Regions from separate parts of the Homo sapiens genome. Here region 2 is linked to region 1. The links are chromatin loops, found by intact Hi-C in ENCODE. Cell type or tissue: endothelial cell of umbilical vein. All regions are shown on one strand. Each heading gives the region's core, and the rest is flanking DNA. Links, peaks and the distances in the headings are about the cores only.

Region 1 (7,834 bases), core at 1,943-6,942:
GTATATGGCCTTCCCTGTTTGCCCTCACACTGTGGAAATTATATTACATGTGTTTGTCTTGAAGAACGTTTACATTTAAAAAACAATGTCTCCTTTCCCCAGGAGAAAGTTGAGTTTCCAATTATTAATTCAGGGATGGTATCTTCCCATGACCACATTTATATATTATTCTTATTCTGACATCTTCTGAGAGTATTCTTAGTAAAGTCTTCCCTGGTCAGAAACCTGTCTCTTTACAAATGAACACATATTATGCTACCACAGAGATATAAAAATGATGCCAGGCTGGGATGGCCTGAATTGTGTCCTCCCTAAATTCTTATATTGAAGCTCTAATCTCCAATGTGATGGAATTTGGAAATGGAGACTTTGGAAGATAATTTGATTTAGATGAGGTCATGAAGATAGGGCTCTTCTGAGGAGATTAGGGCCCTTATAAGAAGACACAACAAAGAGCTTGCTGGCTCTTTCTCCCTGCCTTGGGAGGACACAGCAAGAAGGAGGTTGTCTTAGGCTGTTCTTGCACTGTTATAAAGAAATACCTGCAACTGAGTGACTTACATGAAAATTGATTTAACTGGCTCACGGTTCTGCAAGCTGTAGAGGAAGCATGGTGGCGTCTGCTTCTGGGGAGGTCTCAGGAAGCTTTCAATCATGATGGAAGGCAAAGGGGAAACAGTCACATCACATGGAAGAATGGGACAAGGAGAGTGAGACAGTGCAGGGGGAGGTGGCACACATTTGTAAGTGAGTTCTCTCAGGAGAACTCACTATCGCAAAGACAGCACTAAGCCGTGAGGGATCCGCTCCCATGATCCAAACACCTGCCACCAGGCCCCATTTCCAGCACTGGAGTTTACAATTCAGCATAAGATTTGGGAAGGGACGAATATCCAAACTATACCAGAGGCTGTCTACAAGCCAGGAAGAAGGCTGTCACCAGGAACTGATCCTGCTGGTACCTTAATTTTGGAATTGTAGCCTATAGAACTGCGAGAAATAAGTGGCTGTTGGTTAAGCCACCCAGTCTATGGTATTTTGTTATGTAAGTGCTAGCTGACTAAAAACCGGCTTTGTTAAGCAATGAGTATTACTTCTGTTTTGACTAAAGTTCATAGTGATGCTTACTAACACAGTAGATGGATTGAAACAGGTCATGATGCTGGCAGTGGGGCATTAAGTACACGTCAGATTGAAATGGCTTTCCACATTGCACTAGATCCTTTTGGAACCCGGGTTGGAAGTTATTTAAACTTGAAAGACCCACAAGCATGTTGACTTCTCTTAAACTCAAGGACCTTTCACACTGAGAGAGTTTAAAGTTTAAATTGCCTCCCACAGGGTCCAAGTCATCATCCAATGCATGGTGGGTTTCTTTGAACACTTCTGTAGTCATTATGAGTCCACATCATTTCAAGAAAGAAGAGACAGCAACATTAGTTTTCATGCTAATTTTCCTATTCACTCAACTAATATCTAATGGATTGCTATGGTATGTAAAACACTCCAGTTACTTTAACTGTAAATCTAAGCTTTCCCTCAGGAAGCTTGCACCCAGCATAAACTGTCATGAAGAAGTACTAATAAAATGTTAGAAAAGTTTTAAGGAAGAAAAGTTCACTTCCTGCTTGAGAGGCATGGAAGACTTATGGGAAAATTAGCATCTGACTGGATAATTAAAGAGTAGGGAAGCATTGGGCTCAAGATGAGGAAAGTGACAATTCATTGCAGGGGAAAGCCTGTATGCGAACAAAACTTACATGGGATTAAGTATTCTTGTTTGCCTCCAGCAGAAGTATGAAGTAAAGGAAGTTTAGAAGTAAGGAATGAGGTTGAAAAGGTAGGTTGAGTTCATAATAACTAAAGGTATTCAATAAAAGATTAAGGCATGTAGACTTAAACCTTCTGGTCATGGGGAGCCATTGCATATTTTTGAGAGAGAGAAATATGATATGGCTACTGTGAACCATATCATTTTGATCTCACTTGAGAGTTGGGAGAGAGAGGCCATCTTACCTTGGTTTCATAGACTGGGAAGGGGGAAAGAAAAGTTTTCTCTAAAGGGCCAGAGAGTAAATATTTTAGGTTTTGTGTATCATAAAATTTATTTTAAAACTACTCAACTCTGCTGCTATAGCTAGAAAGCAGCCATAAACAATGTATAAATGAATGAGCATGACTGAGTTCCAGTAAAATTTTATTTACCAAATTAGATGGCAGACCATATTTGTCCCATAGAACATACTTTGGGGATTCCGGCACTAATGGGTAAAATGAGACTATTTTGCTGTTGATTTTTGTTTATATGTTTCATTGTCTTTGTTATAGCTGTGTTTGCAGTTTTTATTCTTGTTATTCCAATTGTGGCTTTTACTTTATCAGTCATTAAGAAGACACTAAAACAAATATGACTACTCTCACACGTGAGAAAGTGAGAAATGGCATAGGGCTTAAAGCCAGTTAAAAAAGGATCATGGAAGATATTAATAACAATAGCTAATATGTATATGGCTTCTACCAAGTATTTGCTACATATTAATGTATTTCACACTTAAAATAGCATTACGAAGTAAGTTTTATTATTGTCACTCTTTGCCAATGATAACAATGTGTCATAGAAATTTCAAGTGACTTGCTCATGGTCACATAGTTTACAGGAAGCATCGCAGCTAGGATTTGAACCCAGACAGCCTAGCTTAGGGTGTTGCCTTCGGAAATTCCTCGCCTTGCTATGTTGTAATAAGTTAAAGGTGATTTCATCAAATTATTTAGCTGAAATAAAATGCTTGACTGGGACTCCTTAAGAATTTGCCAAAGTCTATGGAAGCTGCACTTATTCTAGATTATGTCTGTTCTACATTCTGAAGTATCATTGACTCTAGTGTCCCATGGCAACACTTGATTATCTTTAAATACAGAGACCTTTTTCACTGAAAAGATTTCTTTAAAATTTAGATGTCTTTTTCAGCATCAAAAATAAGTGGAATTTCCATATAATTGAACTTTTTTTTCCAAGTGCAAGACTTTTGGAGCTCACCATGGTCTTAACCACATTATATAATAAGTAGTAACTTTTTTCATCTATGCTTAATATTTTCTCTGATGTGAGAAATTGTATCATCAGATTAGAAAGTTGAGGATTTTAGGAAATTAAGGGAAATTCCAAGGTAATAATAAATTGGGAAATAAATTATTTTATATTGCCATTAGGGTACAAAGTATACAACTAAGGATCATATTTTAATGAAAAATTTCAGAATTAATATCCTGATATTAGAGACTTCAATCAAATTCTCATATAATCCAAGATAGCGTAGTCAAAACCACTAAATTACTGTACTGTGTAGCAATGAACAGTAATTCTATATTGACTTATCCTTATTTTTTTTTTAAGATGGGTTTCTCGTTTATTTGGAACAAAAGAAAAATGTAGTGTTGTAGAAATCTTTGGATTCAGACAGACCTGTTCTTGAGTCTTGACTCAGTGCTTCACTGTGTATTGAAACTAAATGAAGATCTTCAACTTTTCTATTCATGATCAATCTGCAAAAATAAAAGCTATTACAGATAACATACAAGGTTTCTTGAGCGATTAAGTTTTCTTTTTGAAAGCCTGTGACCTGATTAAGATGCTTAAAATGATATATATGTCTCTTTTCTGTTCTTTAAATTTGAATGAAAGTTTGGCATTTTAAAAAACTTTAGGTGATTTAGGAGTATAATTTTAAGCAGATTTTTAGAGTACGAGTGTCCACATATTTAACTAAACATTCAAAAATTAGTTAAAATCAATGAACTTGGGAAGGAAAACTACTTGCTACATAATCCAGAAAATTTTACTAAATTATTTGAACTAAGCATGACTCTCCAAACTGTGGACATATTTTCTCAAGGGATTCTATGTATTATGGCTTCAAGGTACTTTTGTGTGTACCTCAAAATGGCTGAAGGCATTTTAACAGTGCATCTGAGAGTGTCTTACTTACATATTATTTGTACACTATTTTATCTATATCTTTGGACATTTTATATTTCTGTGTAAGTAAAACTTCCATGAAAATTTCATTTGTCACCATATTTTCGTTATGCAGATAAGAAAACGAAAGAAGCCAAATTGAAGACAAGCTCTGAAAGGGAATGTGCGCCCTCTAGTGACCCACATTTATTTATCATAAGGACATAGGCAGCTTTTGGGTTTCATCATTTTAAATAAACTTTACATTTGATTTTAAAATATATGACTCAGGATTTTCAACTTGAGTATATTATATTGTATGATCATAGATTTATTACTCTGACAGGATTTCATCTATCATTTAAGAGAATATTTCTATTAACCTGTGTTAAGGTGATTTTCTTGCACAGAAGTGTGTTTCAAAGGGACTTTCAATTTATTGAAAATGAAAAATAGGCTTTAGGCATCTGTGGCTTAGCAGCATTTTATTTCCCATCCTCTGGGTCATGCAGTTTTTGCCCACGTGTTTTCACACTCCTTGGCTTTATAACTAATTCCTCTAATGTAGCAGTATCTGACATTTTAGAATTTGTGGGGGTTTCTTACCTTTTAATTTTTAAGGTTGTTTCTCTCAAAGATATTTAAACAAAACTTATAAATGTGACATCTGTTCAATCATGTCACACTTTAGAAATAAATATTACCAATGAATTTTGAAATGATTAAGATTTAATACCAAATTAAGGTAGGAAGATTATTTTAACATCATTTCTACCTACCAGACGTCAAAATATTTTAGGTAAGTTTTACTTTGTGCAGAGAAGCAATATTTTACAGCAGTTTTATTCTCTTCACTGCAATCAACGATTCTATGGGTGCCAAGATGAATATCAATACCAAATAACTCAGACATTTTTGGCATTAATAGCTTAAAACATTAAATCATTCAATTTGTATGCAAGGGCATGTATTTTAAAAAGCAGAATTTTTAAACATACTAAGTATATAATTCGGTATGCCATAATTGATAATAAAGAAGATGTACAATTTTAAGGACAATATTTTGTGCTTGGACTAGAATTCAGCTTTTGAGGCACATGTTAAATAGGCATATTTTAGGACAAGGTAAACGCCACAGAAATTGATTTTTTAGTATCTTTTAAAGATGCCTTTCAGTGCAATCTGAAATCATTAAATTTTACTGTACTGAAACATATTATTTTATGAGTGATGTGCTTAAAATTACACATATAAAACTAGAAATACATTTGAGACCATGCAAATATAAGGAAAAATAGATTTTTGATAGGAATGTTAATATAGCAGTTTCCACTAACTGAAGACAGAGTCCTCTGTCATCTGTCACATTGTTCCAGGTGCTGTGTAAACCACTGAAGAGTTTATAGGCTTTTTATTATAACTGGGAATTATAACATCTTTAGATTTTATTTAATTTGATTGCTAGATGAATAGACTAATGTAATTGGAATATGAAAGCCACAATATAAGCAAAGCTGATCTCAGTTTTTGTATCTTGGGTCAAAACCTCTTTAATTAGAGAGGTAAGTAAACATATTTACAAGTAATTTTTAAAAAGCATTTGTATTGTAGACCCAGAAAATCTGAGACAGGTCTCAGTTAATTTAGAAAGTTGATTTTGCCTAATCCTAGGTACTCGGGAGGCTGAGGCACGAGAATTGCTTGTCCCCAGGAGGCGGGGGTTGCAGTGAGATTGTGCCACTGCACTCCAGCCTGGGTGATAGAATGAGACTTTGTCTCAAAAAAAAAAAAAAAAAAAAAAAAAAAAAAAAAAAAAGTTGATTTTTGCCAAGGTGGAATTCGCGCGCCTGTGACACAGCCTCAGGAAGTCCTGACGACATGTGCCCAAGGTGGTTGGGGTGCAGCTTGGTTTTACACATTTTAGGGAGGCATGAGACATCAATCAAGTACATTTAAGAAATACATTGGTTTGACCTGGCGCGGTGGCTCACACCTGTAATCCCAGCACTTTGGGAGGCTGAGTCGGGCGGATCACAAGGTCAGGAGATCGAGACCATCCTGGCTGAAACAGTGAAACCCCGTCTCTATGAAAAATAGGGAAAAAAAATTAGCCAGACGTGGCGGCAGGCGCCTGTAGTCCCAGCTACTCGGGAGGCTGAGGCAGGAGAATGGTGTGAACCTGGGAGGCGGAGGTTGCAGTGAGCCAAGATTGTGTCACTGCACTCCAGCTTGGGCAACAGAGCGAGACTCCGTCTGAAAAAAATAAAATTAAAAAAAAAAAAAAAAAAAAGAAATACATTGGTTTGGTCCAGAAAGGCAGGACAACTGGGTGGGGGTGGGGGCTTCCAGGCTGTAGGTAAATTTAAACATTTTCTGGTTGACAATTGGTTGAGTTTGTCTAAAGACCTGGGATCAATAGAAAGGAATGTTTGGGTTGAGATAAGACATTGTGGATACCAAAGTTTTATCATGTAGATGAAGCTTTTAGCTAGCAGGCTTCAGAGAGAAGAGGCTGTAGAGTGCTTCTTATCAGACTTAAAGTCTGTGTTGATGTAAGTGTCAGAGAGGTATAATGAGGCATGTCTGACCCCCACTTCCCTTCTTGGCCTGAACCAGTCTTTCAGGTTAAATTTTAAGAGCCCTGGCTGAGGAGGAAGTCCCTTTGGAGGGGGAGTTAGCCTTTTATTTTTGGTTTACAGTATGTTTTTACTTCAGGACCAGTTTGATAACAGCTTTTAAATTTTTACAATTTAAAGCAAGAAGTCGCTGAAGATCGAAGAAATTAATTTACCCAAGAAAATACCAGAAAGATAAAAATTAGGGATTAAAACCTGTGGTGCCTGATTTACACACACATATATAGCTATGTTATTTTTTTTTCTTTTTTGAGACTGAGTCTCGTTCTGTTGCCCAGGCTGGAATGTAGTGGCACAATCTTGGCTCACTGCAACTTCTGCCTCCCTGGTTCAAGCAATTCTCCTGCCTCAGCCTCCCGAGTAGCTGGGATTACAGGTGCCCACCACCACAGCTGGCTAATTTTTGTATTTTTAGTAGAGACGGGGTTTCGTCATGGTGGCCAGGTTGGTCCTGAACTCCTGACCTCAAGTGAACTGCCCGCCTCGGCCTCTCAAAGTGCTGGAATTACAGGCATGAGCCGCCACGCCTGGCCCTCAGCTCAGTATATTTTTAAATGCACATTTACTTTACATTTAAAGCAACTTAAACATACACACAAACACACACGTATCACACATATTACAAAATACAAGACAATCATGTGGCCCTATCTTCCCCCCTTCCACAGAGGGAGACACACTTACACTATACAAACGTGTATGTGTTGTGTGTGTGTATACAAACTATCTTGATTTGGAGAGGGAACTATTTATCTAAATATTAGCTTGTTTTCTTTTGGTTAAATAGGATTTCCCCTTTAATAATATTCTGTAATTCCAAAAATATAATAATTGCCATGTAGTCAATGCATCTCAAAGTCCTAAAAATATTTTTAGAACTAATAGGATTTATACTGAATTTCATTTGATATTTTTATAAGATCTATTTGATGCAAATTGAATTTGTATTCTATTACTCGATTTTTTTTTAAAGCAAATGCCATGTGGAAACAAGCAGAGAGGGACAAGTTTTCCCAGAAGGAAAGTTGAAAGGGGAAGAGTAGAGAGAGGTTGATCAAGAAAACCTTCACAGATGATGTGCATCTTGAACTGAGCCTTGGAAGATGAATAGTAGGTCATCTTCAAATGGTTGGGGATTTAGGGTCAGGAAAGTGCCTGTATAGTAATATGGAATTAAAATGTCTTCTCACTTCGGAAAACTCTGAAGAAGAAAGGTGATTTTTAAAAATACAGCAAAGTTGGA
Region 2 (7,834 bases), core at 1,142-6,141, 660 kb before region 1:
GTTAAAGCTTCATATATAAATATATAATAAAGATTTGCTTTTTGTCATTGGGTGCTGTTCCCTTTTTTGATTTCCCATACTGCTTTTCACTTGTGGTTCTTGATTTTGTTTTTTACTGTTTTTAACCCATGTCCTTTTTCTTTCCTTAATCTATCTTTGTAAAGTCTCAAAGAACTAGTATCTAGAATATATAAATATCACTCAAAACTGAGCACTAAAACCACAAATAATCTAGTGGAAAAAAATGTGGGAAAAGCCTTAATAGACATTTCACTGAAGAGGATATACAGATGGTAAAGAAATGCATAAAAAGATGTTCAGCTTCACTAGCCATTAAAGAAATGCAAATTAACACTACAATGAGTTATCACTATACACCTATCAGAATGGCTAAAATTAAAAAAAGAAAAACAGTGACAACACTGAAAGCTAACAGGGATGCAAAGGAACTGGGTCTTTCTAATATTGCTGATGGGAATGTAAAATGGTACAACCATTCTAGAAAACAGTTTAGGAGTTTCTTCTAAAATTAAACATGCAGTCACCATACAGCCCAGCAATTGTACTCTTGATATTTATCCCAGAAAATTGATGTTTATGTTCACCCAAAAACCTTGACATGAATGCAGTAGCTAGAAACAAGAAACAGCTCAAGTATCCATCAATGAGTGACTGTTAAACAAACTGTTATATACTCATACCACTAAATACTACACAACAATTTAAAGGAATGAACTACTGATACTCAATATTCACAACTCCAATGGATGTCAAGAGCACCATATTGAGCAAAAAAAAGTCAAAGGTTAAATACTGTGTTATTTCTTGTATATAACATTACTGAAATATAATTATAGATATTAAGAACAGATATTGATATTAAGAACAGATATTGGTTGCCAGAGGTCAGGAATAAGGCAGAGGGTATGCTATATAATGGTGCCACAATGGAGCCTTGTGGTGATGGACCTGCTCAATATTTTGATTGTGGTGTTTGTTACACAAAGCTACACTTGATAATGTCGAATAGAGCTTCACACACAAACACACACACACACACACCAGAGTCACACAAGTGCATACTTGTCTATCTGGTAAAGCCCGAATAAGCTCTATGAATTATAGCAATAATTTCCCAGTTTTTATATTGTACTATAGTTATACATGGTATCAACATTGGGAGAGGTAAAGTGAAGTTTGCACAAGACATTGTTGCATATTTCTTTGCGACTTCCTGTGAGTCTATAATGATTGCAAAATAAAAATTTGAAAAATACAGCATTAGACCTTTAATAAGCTCTTGGTTTTCTGAAGGCTAGGGTATCATCACCAAACCTAATCGAGGATAAGTCTTGTAAATTAATAAGTCTATCACTCAAGGTACAAAGGATGGTTTAATGCTAATCTGCTAGAATGCAATCCATTTCTATTATATGGGAACGTGCATCACTGATTGAATAAAATATCATGATGATGGAGGCCGTATTCTATATGTCCTACTTTGTAAGGTGTTGTGTTTCAGGTTGTTTATGACCAAAAACCCTATATGACAAGCGCTAGAAGTTATGCTGGTCCACGGGCATGGTAACTTGACAATGCCTGAGACTACCTGGGTTTTAAACTTGCCTCTACCTACAAAGGCAAGTAATCCTGGACAAGCCAATATTTATTTAACTAGTATTAATTGAGAGCCTACCATATTTCTGGCACTGAGCTGAGCATGTCTACTACTGTCCTCAAGAGGAAATTAGGAAAAATAATGCCCCTTCACAAGCTTACTTATTGTTGGCTTTAAAAGGGGGATATATAAAGTTTCTTGGTGAGGGTCAAAGTGTTGAGAATAATTTTTCTTTGTATTATTTTAACTATTATTGTTAATCACAAATAACTAATGTATATAACTCTAAAAGATAAATGTACATTTGGATACCAACTTGTATAAACAGATACATAGATCAAAAGACTACCTCTGATTTTATGTTTGTGCGTGTGTGAATGATCTCCTTGCTTTCAATCTGGTCTTCAGAAAATCCCACCTTGTAATTGCTGCCCCCGTTGAGTTTCTAAAACAAATAAGATTGTGTGCCTCCAGCTTAACGTCCTTTAGAGAATCTTCTAGCTTCAGGGTAAAATCCAAGGTCCTAACGTACAAGGTCTTTCACAGTATGGCATCTGCTCATGTCTCTCACCTCCTGATCTGCTGTTCCCCACCAGGAACACTTCTGTCTAGATATAAAATTACTTTGGTTCAGCAAATAAAATAACTTTGGTTCATGTAATTTTGTGTCTATGACTTGTTCCCACTTCTTGGAATGTTCTCCCAAAAACCACTATCACCATGTCTCTTCCACCAATGACTATTAATATTATTTTTATCTTTCCTTATAGAATATTGTTTAAAAGAATTCCTTACTACCCTAGGTCAGAAAATGGGGCCCCAATATGTATTCTTATTGTAAACTCACTATGGATAATTCTAGACAAGCAATTATATCCCCTATTTTAGCTGTCAGTTTGCTTCTCGGCTTCTGACTCACTCTCTTGCTCCTTGAGGAGATAGCCTGTGCTTATTATATGTGGATTAATTGTGCCTAACAGCTTGTAGGTACACAAATGAATGACTACACAGCATTTATCTGACTATTGTTTAGCCATTACATCACTGTATACATATTTGAAACTCAGGCATCATTCAGATTGGAAAAGCCTTATGAATACTGGCATGCATTATTTTGTACACACACACACACACACACACACACACACACACAAAATAGAACAGGATGGGATAATCCTAAGTAGATACTTTTTTGTCCAGTGTACTCAATATATTGTAAAAATTATAAATCTTAGACTAAAATGTTGGTTGCTTAATTTGGATGATTCATATAATCTGTCGTGTTTTTGGTTATCTGTGTACTTTGTTTTCTCTTTCTTTCTTAGTCTCAAAGGAAATGTCCAAGTTAAAAAAGAGCCCCAATTTGTGGGGATTCCTTTGAGGAGTTACAAAGCTGAGATATCTTAGGAGATGCCAAATTGATGCAAAGTGGTGGAGAGGTGAGCAGAGTAGAAATTTGGAGAATCACTTCTGCTCCTATAGTGCATGCATGCCAGGGCTGCTGTCCTTTGAGGTGGGCACAGGAGCTCTAAGTCCAGTGGGTGTCTGAGGACAGATTACTGAGAAAGTGAATGGTTGGCTTGGACTACCTCAAAGACAAGTGTTTGCTCCTGCTTGAGCTATTGTTGGAGGTTTCCTGAAGGAGACTTAGAACGGAATGTCCATTCCAGAGAGTATTCAGTTTCAGTTTGCTGCATTCCTAAGCTTATTTTCCACCCTGGGAGCTGGCCACAATGATTGGAAATCTTTCATCTGTTTTAATCTGGGATTGAGCTCATTTATAAAAGGAAACTTAGTGTCTGGATAAATATGTGTGCACAAGCATGGAGCCCCATACAAGTATGCCCAAATTCAAGGTGAGAAATGTTTATTGCATGACTCAAATACATGGAATTGAATGGACTCTGAAAACAAAAATAGGATCTACAGAGCCAGTCTAACAACCTATTCATATTTATTATTTTTGCACTTAAATGTTTGTAATATTTTATTGACCAGTGAATATGAACTATATTTTGTATATTACGTTAACATATTATTCATGTAATAATGAATTTTTAAAAACTGGTGTCTTGAACCCTTTCAATTTCCAAAGTATTACAGAAATCCACAGATCTGGTATGCACAGGCATTTTATGAGAAAACTTAGCTTGAGTGATATCATTAATTTACTGAAGTAGTAGGCCCTCTGACCTGCTTTTATAATAAAATTAAGTTTCTGTAAACTAATAAGACCATAGTAACTTTTTCTTTAATATTTTATCTTTGAGGAGATTTGTTAAAGAGGCTTGTATGTGACATGACAATCTATTTTGACTTATAAAATTTCAACCAAAGAAAAGATGCGATATAGTATCTTTGTTCTTATCTATGACAATTTTTATGATGATAGTTCCATAATTAAATTTTTTCTTAATGAAAGTGTATATTATTGTATTATCTTCAACTAAATTAGATCATATAACCCAATTTTGATCTCCGTATGCCAAAAGCAGAGAATTGACCAGCCAGAAAACCATCCAGGCCTTATATAATATATTGTGCCTAGATGAAAGCTTATAAGCATTCTTCTGCCTGGGGCTCACATTGTAGAAATGTGGTGTGCAATTTTGAAAGTTGAAAATATAGACTCTGATTGAGAAATGGAAAAGAGTAGAGTTCTAATTCATGACATCTAGAAATCAAGTTCTACCACTGAAAAATTAATTTGCATATATTCATTATCTTTTATAGTGAATGATAATGATAATAAAGACAATAAAGATAATATACATATAATTGGTTTTATAAAAACTATGGCAAAAAATATATTACCATTCTCACTTGTCAGATGAGGTAACTGAGTCTATATTATTTGAAATATAACTTTAAAAATTATATTATCTCCGCTACTAGATTATATACTCCTGGATGCCGCAAACCACATCTTCTATGTGTTTATATTCTCATAGAGTTTTGAATATTTCCTTGTACTAGGAAGAAGTTTTATAAATGTGTTTTGAATTAATTAATATCCAAAAGTGATGGAAAGAATTATAAGTTACTTATAAATTTCTTTTGTTTCAAACCATTAGATGATGACACTTAATTTTTTGGGTATAATATGATATGGAAAGACTCTCAGATAACTTCAAAAACTAGAATTATGCATACATACACTCAGATTTCTAAAAATAACATGCTATCAATTCATCCTGCCTGCCAGGTATACAATTCATTTGAGTTTTGCATGCGCGTTTCAATTGTTCACATTAAACTGTATTCATAGATACAAATTCACTTTTGGAATCTTGGGTACTTAAACAAAAACATAGCCTTTCTAATAGAAGTATAAAAAGGATACTAATTGATGAATATACCAAGTATCTTTCCAATTGCAGGAAACCATTAAAATTGTGTCTATACACTGTATCTCTTTTATCAAAGACTGTAACAAAATCAATTGCTATACATATTGAAATATTTATGTATCTGGTATGATTACATTAGCTTCAGAGTGGTTCCAAATTTAAATTCCCATTGGAGAAAAATGGAGTGAGAAATTTGTACATAAGAGAGAAGAAATGTTTTCTTTTTTTTGAGACAGAGTCTCGCTCTGTTGCCCAGGCTGGAATGCAGTTGTGTGATCTCGGCTCACTGCAACCTTCACCTCCTGAGTTCAAGCGATTCTCCTGTCTCAGCCTCCTGAGTAACTGGGATTACAGGCGGGTCCCACCATGCCCGCCTAATTTTTATATTTTTAGTAGAGACGGGGTTTTGCCATGTTGGCCAGGCTGGTCTTGAACTTCTGACCTCAGGTGATCTGCCCACCTCAGCCTCCCAAAGTGCTGGGTTTATAGGTGTGAGCCACCACACCCAGCCGAGAGAAGAAATTTTACAGTTAGAATTTATTTGGACACATTTTAGAAATTTTTTTCCTGTAAAACTCAAGTTTCATAGTGTGTACGTGAATGCATCTGTGTGAGTGAACACCTGTGTATTTGTGTGCTATAAAAAGATGAACACAGGAATCTAATAGCATAAGTCGCAAGGTAAGAGTATTGTCCAACTAAAATAGCTAACTTCAGAGGTATGAATTACTTTTTGTTGGTGGGTATGATTTTAACATTCCCTTGAATTTATTATTGTAATATTTGCCACTAAAAGAAAAAAATCATGGCTTAGAAATAAATTTAAAGTAACCAAGATCATTGCTATATAAACCAGAATTTAAATTGAGGGTTTTTGAACCATTAGGGTATATTTCCCCTCTGGCTTAAATTTGAAAACTGATGAAATTTTAGATCTCAGCACATTTAATATGTCTAAACAATACTCATTTGACTGCAAAACCTGTATATGTAATTTCCAAGGCCCAGAAGTTCAGTATTTGAAATTAAATTGTTGCATATTACTGAGAAATATTATCTTAAAGCATCTGCTCCTTCTGCTGTTCTAAGTTAGGTGTGTATTTCTCGTTAGTGCTCAGTCGATGAGTACAAATAGGCATGCAGCATGAGAGCAGAGCATTCATTTCATTGACTGCAATTACTAACATGATTTTTGACATCTTATTCATTGGGAGAGTGTCTTTTAATGTTAATTTGAATGAATGGGAATACTTTCACATTCTTAATGAATCTGCTCATAGAGTAAAATAAAACATGACTGTTATGCTTTGAAGATCAAGAATCTTCTTTTACACAAAAGGGTAAAAAAGGCCAAAGAAGGTGAAGTGACACTCTTCATGCTAGTTCCAACACGAGTATTTTGATGAACAAGAAAAAAAGCCTTCTTTAGATGTAGGTGAACTGGGTGATTTGGCATTCCTTCCTCTGAATTCCCAGGGTATTTTGCCTGTTTTTCTTTAACTGCATGCAATTCTTGTCCTTTATCCACTGTTTACAGGTCTGTTTCTCACAATAGGCGGTGAGTTTATTTACACAGTGACTGCTGTTACATATCACATGTACTAAGTCTCTAGTGATTGTTGCTTAACGATGACTGAATTGATAGGTCCTAGCATGGCTGATCTCTCACATTATTCTTGTTTGGTTTGGGTTTGGGTATGAATGGTGGAAAGAGAAATGGCTGGCTCTGAGCAACATATTACAATGGGTTTCTAGCATCTACTCCTCACCTAGTACTAGCTTAGACAGTGAGCAAAATAAAACCATAAAGCAGGCCAGGCATGGTGGCTCATGCAAGTAATCCCAACACTTTGGGAGGCCAAGGCGGGAAGATCACTTGAGGCCAGGAGTTCGAGACCAGCCTGGCCAACATGGTGTAACCCCGTCTCTACTAAAAAGACAAACATTAGCTGGACGTGGTGGTGCACACGTGTAATCCCAGCTGCTTGGGAGGCTGAGGCAGAAGAATCCGTTGAACCCAGGAGGCAGAGGTTGCAGTGAGCCAAGTTCGTGCCACTGCACTCCAGCCTAGGTGACAGAGCGAGACTCTATCTCAAAAAAAACGAAAAAAAAGTAAAAGTAAAAAAGCTAAGAAAGCAAACTATGTGTTGTCAAGAAGTGTTTATTTTTGCATCTTGAATTTTTAAAGGAGGAGGTTCAGATCTATTTGTTAGATGACACAGGGTTTGTGAAAACTCTTGCAGACCAATGAAATCAGAACATACAGGCACACCAAGTGCAGATTGTGTTTAGAGCCACTGTTCTAAAAGCAGGTGTAAGAGGGTTGCAGTTATATCCCAGATAAGAGCCTTAGGGCATTAGGAATGAAAAAGACAAAATGCAAACAAAAGATATTTAGATATTTAATTAGTAAAACTTATTTGCGCGGGTAATGAGGAGAGAGACAAAAATAGTAGAGAGCAAATCATCAATACTGACTTCCTGATTTCTTACTAGGGCAGTATAGGTGTACACTATATATATATATATAATATTATATATTATATATATATATATAATATTATATATTATATATATATATAATATTATATATTATATATATATATAATATTATATATATAATATTATATATTATATAATATATAATATTATATATTATATATATATATATAATATTATATATTATATATTAGTACTACTTCCTTTTATAAATTGGACAGAAAGCTTATATGTATAGAAAGAAAGATCAGGCTGGGCGCGGTGGCTCACGCCTGTAATCCCAGCACTTTGGGAGGCCGAGGCGGGTGGATCATGAGGTCAGGAGATCGAGACCATCCTGGCTAACAAGGTGAAACCCCGTCTCTAC

The links. Hi-C counts contacts between places; a loop is a spot of excess contacts. Peaks named below come from ENCODE experiments on the same cell type or tissue, not always from the same donor. Only the 100,000 strongest peaks of a DNase experiment are listed, where the experiment ranks them.
Region 2: a loop joins it to region 1, with 6 times the contacts of the local background. A loop is called at or near these places in 3 of 110 quality-filtered maps.

What each region holds. Positions count from the first base shown.
Region 1 is chrX:32,527,317-32,535,150 of GRCh38, reverse strand. The region is part of intron 17 of DMD (dystrophin); the gene reads left to right. Among named protein-coding and RNA genes, the nearest start is that of MIR3915, 53 kb to the left of the region's middle. In endothelial cell of umbilical vein, for the core only: a CTCF peak has its summit at 4,139 (motif pointing left); a DNase peak (open chromatin) is centred at 4,130.
Region 2 is chrX:33,190,670-33,198,503 of GRCh38, reverse strand. All of the region lies in intron 1 of DMD (dystrophin), which reads left to right. Among named protein-coding and RNA genes, the nearest start is that of DMD, 17 kb to the left of the region's middle. In endothelial cell of umbilical vein, for the core only: no CTCF peak of the experiment used is centred there; a DNase peak (open chromatin) is centred at 3,313; H3K27ac peaks cover 1,583 bases.